Regions from separate parts of the Homo sapiens genome. Here region 1 is linked to region 2. Evidence: chromatin contacts called from ENCODE Hi-C or POLR2A ChIA-PET data. All regions are on one chromosome and are shown on one strand. Each heading gives the region's core, a stretch centred on a gene start or an enhancer-like site at or near the end of the contact. The rest is flanking DNA. Distances are from core to core; before and after follow the strand shown. Region 1 overlaps LINC01359 (long intergenic non-protein coding RNA 1359). Region 2 has its middle 56 kb from the start of DNAJC6-AS1.

The links. A loop is a pair of places that touch in the nucleus more often than their neighbours do. ChIA-PET counts read pairs that join two places held with the same protein, here RNA polymerase II (POLR2A). Pooled maps may share reads with other maps.
Region 1: a loop to region 2 is called in a pooled map, with 2.9 times the contacts of the local background. The contact joins two enhancer-like sites. A Hi-C loop is called at or near these places in 2 of 50 pooled maps. POLR2A ChIA-PET finds 5 or more read pairs at or near these places in 2 of 52 experiments (Caco-2 and activated T-cell).

What each region holds. Positions count from the first base shown.
Region 1 is chr1:64,986,417-64,991,834 of GRCh38, reverse strand. LINC01359 (long intergenic non-protein coding RNA 1359) reads left to right here. Exons shown (of 7, transcript NR_119383.1): 3 at 394-537; 4 at 2,341-2,400; 5 at 4,162-4,572. It also overlaps a transcript of JAK1 not described here. Among named protein-coding and RNA genes, the nearest start is that of LINC01359, 13 kb to the left of the region's middle. Within about 2 kb of position 4,099, at least 3 of the 41 ENCODE cell types and tissues checked have a DNase peak (open chromatin) inside an H3K27ac peak, as active enhancers do.
Region 2 is chr1:65,250,827-65,255,841 of GRCh38, reverse strand. No RefSeq gene overlaps it. Among named protein-coding and RNA genes, the nearest start is that of DNAJC6-AS1, 56 kb to the left of the region's middle. RefSeq lists silencers at 1,093-1,162, 1,253-1,752. Within about 2 kb of position 1,466, at least 14 of the 41 ENCODE cell types and tissues checked have a DNase peak (open chromatin) inside an H3K27ac peak, as active enhancers do.

The DNA.
Region 1 (5,418 bases), core at 2,850-5,349, 270 kb after region 2:
GATTGTAATGCAGATAGAATTGCTTTATTTCCTTTTCAAATATCCACTGCTGATGTATAGACAACTGATTTTTGTGTGTTGATTTTATAACCTGCAACTTTGTTGAATTCATTTATTAGTTCAAGTAGGTTTCTTGTAGATTCTTTGGTCGTAGAGATACAGTTTTACTTCTTTCTTTCCCATTTGGATGCTCTTTCTTTCTGCTTCCTGTCAACTTGCTCTGGCTAGAATTTTCAGTAGGATGTTGAATAGCAGTTTTGAAAGCAGGCATCTGCATTCCTGGTGATCAAACTAATTAAATTAAAATACATGTAATTATTTAGTTTGAGACAATTAGATTTAAATGGCTAGGTTAGGGCCTTAATCCAATATGATTGGTTTCTGTATAAGAAGAAGAAATATCACAGTGTGCATGCACAGAAGTACGACCATGTGAAGAGGTAGCAAGAGAGCAGCAATCTACAAGCCAAGGAAAGAGGCCACAGAGGAAACCAACCCTGCCAGCATCTTGATCTTGGACTTCCAGCTTCCAGAACTGTGAGAAAATATATTTTTGTTGTTCAAGCCACTCAGTCTGTTATATTTTGTTATGGTAGCCCTAGCAAACTAATACAAACCCCTCTAGTGGTTTTTTTCATTTCAGTTATTCTACTACTTTTCTGCTCCAAAACTTCTGTTTGGTTCCTTTTCATAACTTCTATCTTTGTACTGGTGTTCTCATTTTGTTCATACACTATTTTCCTGATTTTCTTTAGTTTTATGTCCACATTTTCCTTTAGCTCTTTGAGCATATTTAAGAGCATTGTTTTAAAGTTTTTGTCTAATAAGTTCAATATCTGGGCTTCCTCACACGTGGTTTTTGTCAGCTTCTTTTCTTTTTTTTTTTCTTCTTTTCTTTTTTTTTTTTTTTTTTTTGAGACGGAGTCTCGCTCTGTCGCCCAGGCTGGAATGCAGTGGTGCAATCTCAGGTCACTGCAACCCTGCCTCCCAGGTTCAAGCAATTCTCCTGCCTCAGCCTCCAAGTAGCTGGGACTACAGGCACATGCTACCACTGCCGGCTAATTTTTTGTATTTTAGTAGAGATGGGGTTTTACCATGTTGCCCAGGCTGATTTCGAACTCCTGATCTCAGGCAATCCGCCTGCCTCTGCCTGCCAAAGTGCTGGGATTACAGGCGTGAGCGACCGTGCCTGGCCCATATTTTCTTTTATTGAAGTATACTTTCCTGTTTCTTTGTGTACCTTCTTGTGATTTTTTTTGTTGTTGTTTTTGAAAACTGGACTTTTGAATAGTATATTGTGGCAACTCTGAAAATAAGATTCTTCTCCTTCTTTGGGGTTTACTGTTTTATTTTATTTATTTTTTTGTGTGTGTGGTTGTTTTTGTTTTCATTGTTGAGACCTGTAATAGTCTTGTTCTAGTAACTTTTCCTATTTTTGCAGAGACTTTTCTTTGTCATGTGTGGTTGCTGAAGTCTCTGTCCCTTAGCTTGTATTCAGTGAGTGGGGTTTTTTTGTTTGTTTGTTTGTTTTTGAGACAGAGTTTTTGCTCTGTTGCCCAGGCTGGAGTGAACTGGCCTGATGTCAGCTCACTGCAATCTCCCAGGTTCAAGCAATTCTCCTGCCTCAGCCTCCTGTGTAGCTAAGATTGCAGGCACATGCCACCACACCCAGCTAAATTTTGTATTTTTAGTAGAGATGGGGTTTCACCATGTTGTCCGGGCTGGCCTCGAACTCCTGACCGCAAGTGATCTGCCTGCCTCAGCCTCCCAAAGTACTGGGATTATAGGCGTGAGCCACCACGCCTGGCCTTCAGTGAGTGCTTTGACAGAATTTTACCTGAATGTCAAGAGCTAAAAAACAAAACAAACAAACAAACAAAAATACTTTTCTCAGTTTTTGCCAATTGGGCGTGTACTGGGGCCCTCCTTCAACACTTAGCCAGGCTTTCACTGAGCTTAGGAATCAGCTGTGATGAAACCTGAAGTTTTTAATCATGTCTTTTCTGAGCAAGCATCTTGCCCTGGGCACATGCATGGCTGGCTAAATTCCCTGCATTCACAGGTGCTTCTGATTGTCCTAACTTCCCAAAGAAACTCTGTTCTCAAATTTTTTGCCCAAGCCTTAGGTGGTTTATTGCATGTCTCAACTGTGACCTTTTGCCTCAGGCCTTGTTCTTCTACCTTATGATGATTCAAGCAATGCCTGCTGCTTTTCCAATCTGGGTTAGTTCAGAGTTAGGCAAACAGAGGTGAGCATTTTGTGCCAGTCCTTCACGTACAGACAGGTTAAAACCGATCTACACAATAATTTGCAAATAAGGTCTGCTTTGCTCCCTCTAGAACCAGGGACCCCACTCCCATGCCGACAGTATGGGCTGCTGTCTTCAGGACCATTGCAAGGTAAGGTGTGGAATAACAGCAAATAAAAATGCCACAAAACTTTCCTACCATTTTTGAGTTTATTTTATTTATTTATTTATTTATTTATTTATTTATTTATTTATTTATTTGAGATGGAGTCTCTCTTTGTCGCCCAGGCTGGAGTGCAGTGGCATGATCTTGGCTCACTGCAGCCTCTGCCTCCCAGGTTCAAACAATTCTCCTGCCTCAGCCTCCGGAGTAGCTGGGATTACAGGCACGTGCCACCACACCCAGCAAATTTTTGTATTTTTAGTAGAGATGGGGTTTGACCATGTTGGCCAGGCTGGTCTTGAACTCCTGACCTCATGATCCACCCACCTTGGCCTCCCAAAGTGCTGGGATTACAGGCGTGAGCCACCATGCCCAGCCTTATCTCTGTATTTTATATATATATATATATATATATATATACACACACACACACACACACATATACATATATATATACATACATACATATATATACACATACATATATATATACACATACATACATATATATATATTTTTAAATTTTATTTATTTTAGTTAGGGGCTCACTCTTTCACCCAGGCTTCAGTGCAGTGTCAAGATCATAGTTCACTGCAGCCTTGACTTCCCAGGCTCAAATGATCCTCCCACTTCAGCCTCCCCAGTAGTTGGGACTACAGGCATGCACCACCAGGCCTGGCTGATTTTTATTTTTTTATTTTTTATAGAGGCAGGGTCTCACTGTGTTTCCCAGGCTAGTCTGAAACTCCTGGGCTCAAGAGATCCTCTTGTCTTGACCTCCCAAAATGCTGGGATTACAGGCATGAGCCACCACTGCAACTGGCCCATTTTTTATTTTTCTTAATTCAGCATCCACTTGGTGGCTGTAAGCCTCTGACTTTTTTCCAGAGTCTGAAGAAGTTAATTCTGACAGATTCTGCTTGTTTTTTGAGTTTCTATGGGGGGGACAGGAGCTTGGGGCTGCCTACTCTGCCATTTTGCTGACCTAAGTAGAGTTTGAAATCTTAAAATAATTAAATGGTTAAATGAATGAACTTTGGAGACAGATGGTCTGAATTTTAATCCTGCCTGTGCCACCAAAAAGTTTGTAATAAGTGAATTATTTAATCTCTAAACTTCAATTTCTCATCTGTAAAGTAGGAATATGGGAAGGGCTAATTAGGATCATTTATTGTAAAATCAGTAGTGTGCAGTAAATATTTGACAAGCAGCTCTCAGAAGGGATGGGACTGAAAACCCTGATTTTTAGTGTTTGCCAGTTTCCATGGTGTAAATATTCCTGATATGGCCGAATTTAAGATGCCAGTGTAAAATCTTCTAATGCGGCTTGAGAAAACACACACATAATTGACTCTCATGAGCCAGGGAAGGCCAACTCTAGCATATCACTTTCTTAAAAAGTATGAGGTACACAATAAGTGATCAATCAATAAATATTATCATCTTCAATTGCTTTGAACAAAATGAATAAAATAAGAATGGTTTCTGAAAAGTCAAGATACAGCATCTCCCTCTATATTGCCCTATGTTATAAAATACTTTATACTCTAGGTACTTGGAAATGTTATCTCCAGACAGTCCATCTTCTGTGAGAACAACATTTCACATCCCCTTTCTATCTTTAGGTCTTGCATCATTGTTTACAGTGAACACAATCACAGAGAGAATAGTCATTGTCCACAAGTCTGCCTGAAACTGACCACACTTCAAAGGACTTGCTTCTAATTGACTAATCTATTAACTTTTCAGGCTGCAGGAAGACTTAGAGGCATCATCCTGCCTTGGCTTCTGGTTGCCAAGGTGTTCTGCCTGATACCAACTTTGTCAGCAGTCACCAACTAGCCATGCTTTTCCCTTGAAGGCACATGTAGATTGCCTAACCATCCACACCAGGCAAACAATTCTTCAAATGTCATGCCCTTTGCACTTCTGTTCAGATCCAGCCTTAGAGAAGCTTGTGAAGCAATGACTGTTTTAATTGGTCTCCTGGGTACCCAGGCCTAATCCTTTACCAAGTCACTAGTTATCCCATGTTCCTTATCTGTCTGTCTATCCATCTATCCTTCCATCCTCATCCAATACTTACAGAATGCCTATGGCTGCAAATACAAGGATGACTGCTTGGTTCCTGCTGTCCATAAACTCACAGCCTGGGATAAGGTAGGGTAGAGTGAATAGATATGCAAGCAAAATAGAATGGATTGTGATAAGGGAAAGTAGAAAAGTACATGCAAAGTACTCTGGGAAACTAAAGGAGGAATTCTGCCTACCTTGAGGAACTAAGGAAGTTTTCAGGGAGTGCGTGCAGGTAACCGTAGGGTAAGATTGGCTGGGAGCCAAATTGTGCTAGACCTTGTGCACCTGACTGTGGCAATGGCTGCTTCAGCAACAGGGAGCCTTTCTTTCCTTTTGTTATTTCCCTGCATCTTACAACGTTAAGGCCTTGGTCCCTGCTAATAATAAAATAATAATCAACTTTATAAAGAGCTTACAATATGCCAGATACTGTACTAAGTGCTTTATATTTTTTTTTTGGGTGGGGGGTGGCTGTTGGGCAGTGTCTCACTCTGTCACCCAGGCTGGAGGGCAGTGGCACAATCATGGCTCACTGCAGCCTTGACCTCCTGGGCTCAAGCCTCCCACCTCAGCCTCCCAAGTAGCTGGGACTACAGGCATGCAACACCATTTTTTTGTAGAGACGGTCTCTCTCTGTTTCCCAGGCTGGTCTTGAATAACACCTGGGCTCAAGTGATCTTCTTGCCTCAGCCCTCCAAAGTGCTGGGATTACAGACATGAGCCACTGCACCCAGCTTATTATTTAACTTAATCTTCACAACAACTTTAGAAGATAGAAAATAGGAGATGCTGTAATGGTGAGAGTTTTAGAGCATTCCTGAGGACCTGGAGAAAACTTGCTGCCGAGAAGGAAATTTTGAAGGTTTCATTGGTTGAAAAAGGTGTCTCTGGAATCACACTCCTAGATCTTTCTTAAAGACTTGAAAAGAA
Region 2 (5,015 bases), core at 217-2,716:
GAAATGGATGAGAATGTGGAATCTTTAATACCAGATGAACAGTGACAAACGCTCTACAGGTGACGAAATGCTAAAGGAGGGGTTACAGGTGGCAGGAACCACAGAGATTTCAGCGAGGAGACTGCATTTGTGCTAGTCTTGGCAGGAGGGTAGGAATCCGGCAGGCTGAGATGCGAGCATGGACACTGCAGACAGAGAAAAGCCGGGAGCCCCCAGATCAGGTCACTTCCCTGCTTAGCACACTTCAGTGTTTTCCCAGCTCACGTAGAATAAAATCCGAACTCCTCTTCATGTTCTGCCCAGACCTCGATCCAGGCCCTGCATCCCTCTCTTTCCCCTTGCTCAATTCAGGCACTCTGGGAACCTTTCCACTTGCTATTCTCTATTACTCGGCTTCACGCTAGAGTAACTCCTAGTCAGTCCTCGGGTCTCCGCTGACTTGCAATGCCTCGGAGAGGCCTTCCCAGTCCGCCTGCCATGGAAGCTCGGGGACCTGCCTTTTTTCCTCTGTCAGCAGACTGATTCCCTCTAAGCGCACATAGCAATGTGTACCGGGCTTTCTCTGTTTTGCGTGTGTAATGTCTGTCTTCCTCTCTAGAAGTAGTTCCAAGATCCGGGCTTTGCCCATCGTGTTCTCCGGCCAAGGCAGATGGAGGGGCTCGATAAAAATTGTGGAATGAATGAATGGAGTGAGTCAGTGATTGGCTGTGAGTTGAGGCCCTGGCGAGGACAGGACTGAGTGTGCTTGGAAATAGTTTATCGTGGCGAGAGCTTCGAAATCACCGCAGGCAGGTAGAGAGGAGGTGGGTACAGGGCGGGAGGACCTTGAAGGGAGCCTCGGGTTCTGATTCATTCCCCCAGTAGGCACTGCATTGCAGGCGCCAGGCCAGGTGCTGGGGGCCGGGGACAAGCTAACCTCAGTGAGGCTGTGTCGCCGCGCCACCGTGGCTTCCCTGTGTCCAGAGCCAAAGCAACGAGCAGGGGCTAGAGGAAAGGAGACTGTGCCGACATCAGCCCCTGCGCTTCCCCAGCGGTCCCGGTACCCGCGACCGAGGGTCGGGTTCGGGCGTCGCCTAGGCATCCAGGCTCCCAGGGCCGGGAACGCGACCCGAGAGACCGCCGGGGACGGCCCCGCCGCCGCTGCGCCCCTGCCTCAGGGTAACAGGTCCCGACCGGCCGCGCCCACACTCACCCTGCGCCGCCTGGCGAGCTGAGCGTGGCCTCCACAGCCGCCGGGTCGCCTTCCACGGCCGCCGCAAGGAAAACAGCTTCCGGCTCTTCTGGCCTCCCTTCTCAGTGGCGCCCATCGGTGCGCCGCGCCCTCCCCCGCCGCGGTCGCCCGAGCCGAGCGCCACCGCTCGCCGCCGCCGCCGCGCGTCTGCCAGGTGCCGGGCCGCTGCTGGGAGATGCGCGCCGGGGGCGGAGCTTGGGGCCGGGAGCCGTGGCTGGCGCCGACAGGGGAGGCTGCCCGGCTCCGCCCACACGGCGGCGCCTGGCGCCCGAGGCGTGCGGGTGCGCGCGGGCCCGCGCCGCTCACTCGGGGGGCACCGTTAGCACCCTTTATTAACACAGGAGTCCTAGGGGGCTCTCACCCGTTTTATCTCCCTGTTACAAACCATACACTCCACACTCCGAGAGGGTAAGGCATCTGCCCACAATCACACAGCGCTAAAGAAATTCCAGAGCCCTAGACTCTGACGATGTTTACTCACACCGTGCTACCGCCTCAAAATGAAACATCACGTTAGAACGTGGTTTTAGTTCTGACAGATATTCCTGTTTTCCTAATACAAGAGATTACTAGTCACCCACATGATTTTTTAAGAACTTGTTCTATGTCCAGTTACTTTTACACACATTTCATGAAACCTCATTGCAACCCCGTGGTGTGGGAGGCGTTTCCCATTTTCCAGATGAGGAAACTGAGATGGCAGAAGTGAGGCTCCCTCACCCCATCCCCATGCCATCACTGGTCTCTGTTGAGATTTTGCTTGGAATTGGGAGAGACTGAGAGGAAGATCAAAACCAATGCCCTTGAACACGACCTGGCTGCAATAATAATAGCTAATATTTATAGAATGCTTTTTATGTGGCAGATTTTACATACATCATCTTATTTAACCCCTCCAGTAATACTCGTGGGGCAGAAACAATCTCCAAACTCAACAGATAGGGAAACCGAGCGTCAGAGAGTACAGGTTAGATATCTAAAACCTCAGTAAAAAGGTTTTATGTTAGGTCAAATTATGAAATTGCCATTTTTGTAGGCCCAAATAATATCAGACAAGAGCTTCTATCGGTGACCAAAATTAAAATCACCAGTGGAGATCGGACACGGTGTCTCACGCCTGTAGTCCCAGCACTTCAGGCGGCTGAGGCAGTCGGATCACTTGAGCCCAGGAGTTCAAGAGCAGCCTGCACAACAAAGCAAAAACCCGTCTCTACCAAAAATGCATACACACACACACACACACACACACACACACACAGACACAAATTAGCCAGGCATGGTGGCACACACCTTCAGTCCCAGCTACTCAGGAGGCTGAGGTGGGAGAATCACCTGTGCCCAGCGAGTTAGAGGCCGCAGTGAGCCGAGAAGGTGCCACTGCACTCCAGCCTGGCTGACAGAGTCACGTTATCTAAAAAAAAAAAAAAAAAAAAAAAAAAAAAAATCACCAGTGGAGACAGGTGAAAATCGAATGCCTGCAGATGTGATATGCTGAGAAAGACACATCATCTATGGAGTATTCTGGCCAAACATGCACAGCATGAAGCTAATCATGGGGAAACATCAGATAAACCCAAAATGAGGAATCCACTATTAAAAGGAGCAGGGAAGTGCTGTATTCTTCAAAAGTATCAATGTCATAAAATAAGAAGAAAAGCTATGGAGATATTCTAGATTCAAGGTGACTGGGCTGGATGCAGTGGCTCACACCTGTAATCCCAGCACTTTGGAAGGCCGAGGCAGATGAATCACCTGAGGTCAGGAGTTCCAGACCCAACATGGCGAAACCCCGTCTCTACTAAAAATACAAAAATTAGCTGGGCATGGTGGCGTGCACCTGTAATCCCAGCTACTCGGGAGGCTGAGGCAGGAGAATCACTTGGACCTGGGAGGCGGAGGTTACAGTGAGCCAAGATTGCGCCATTGCACTCCAGCCTGGGAGACAGACCAAGACTCCATCTCAAAAAAAAAAAAAAAAAAAGGTGACAGAAGAGACATTGCAGCTAAATACAATACCACCTGACTCTAGACTGGACACTGTTTTGTAGTTTTTTGTTTTTGTTTTTTAAGGCTCTAAAGCACATTACTGAGTTAATTTTACAAAAATGTGTATATATATATATATATATGTAGCAGATTAGAGAAAAATGTTTATCAATAAAAAACTTGCTGACATTAATAACTACACTGCGATTATGTAAGAAAATATCCCTATTTTAAGAAAACACACACTGAAGCCCCACACGGTGGCTTCGCCTGTAATCCCAGCACTTTTGGAGGCTGAGGTGGGCAGGTGGCTTGAGCTCAGGAGTTCAAGACCAGCCTGGGCAATGTGGTGAAACCTTTTGTCTCTCTTATTAAAAATTGAAAAATATAAAAAAAAATTTAAAAAGAAAATACACACGAAGGCATTTAGGAATAAAGAGCCACGATGCATTTAACATGCCTTCAAATGATTGGGGGTTGGGGAGGAAAGGTGTGTGTATATAAAATAAAATGGGAGGAATCACTCCACCCAAACTTGAAGCCTACTGTAAAGGTACAATTTCAAAAACCGTGCAGTGTTGGCAGAAAAATAGACACATATCAACGGAACAGAATAAAGACCCAGAAATAGAATGGACCCACGTAAATCTGTCCAACTAATTTTTGACAAAGGATCAAAAGCAATTCAGTGGAAGAAATGTGCTTTTTCAACAAATGATGTTGGAGCAATTGGACATCCATAGGAAAAAAAAAAAAGAGAGAAAATCCAGGACCCAAACTTCATACCTTATACAAAAATCAAGTCAAAATGGATTCTAGACTTAAATGTAAAACTATAAAACTTAGAAAGAAATAGGAGAAAATTTTCTAGTACCCAGAGCTATACAAAGAGTTCTGTGGCTTGTTACCAAAAGCACAATAAGAGGAAAAATTGATATGTTGGACCTTATCAAGATTATTTTTGCTCTGTGAAAGACCCTGTTAAGAAGATGAAAAGACATACTACCAACTGGGCAAAATACTTGAAACCACATAGCCAACAAAGGAGTATTTAGAATATGTAAAGAATTCTCAAAACTCAGCATTAAAAAACAAACAAACTGGCGGGTGCAGTGGCTCACACCTGTAATCTCAGTACTTTGGGAGGCCAAGGCAGGTGGATCACCTGAGGTCAGGAGTTCAAGACCAGGCTGACCAACATGGTGAAACCCTGTCTGTACTAAAAATACAACATTAGCCGGGCATAGTGGTGCATGCCTGTAATCCCAGGGACTTGGGAGGCTGAGGCAGGAGAACTGTTTGAATCCAGGAGGTAGAGGTTGCAGTAAGCCAAGATCACGCCATTGCACTCCAACGTAGGCAATATAGTAAGATTCTGTCTCAAAAAAAAAAAAAATTAAAATGTGCAAAAGACATAAACGCATATTTCCCTGAAACAGATACATAGATAACAAGCATATGAAAAGAAATTCAACATTGTTAGCCATTAGGGAAATACAAATTAAAACCACAATGAGATATCACTACACACCTGACAGAATGAGGATGTAGCCGAGAAACTGAATCACTCCTACATCACTGGCAGGAATGTAAACTGGTACAACCACCCTGGAAGAGTTTAGCAGTTTCTTATAAAACTAAACACAGAACTACCATATGACCCAGCAGTTGCACTCTTGTGTACTTATCCCAGAAAAAATGAAAACACACAAAAACCTATAAAAGGAATGTTCAGTAGCTTTACTTTGTAACAACCCAAAACTGGAAACAACCCAGGCATCTTTTAATGGGTCAATGG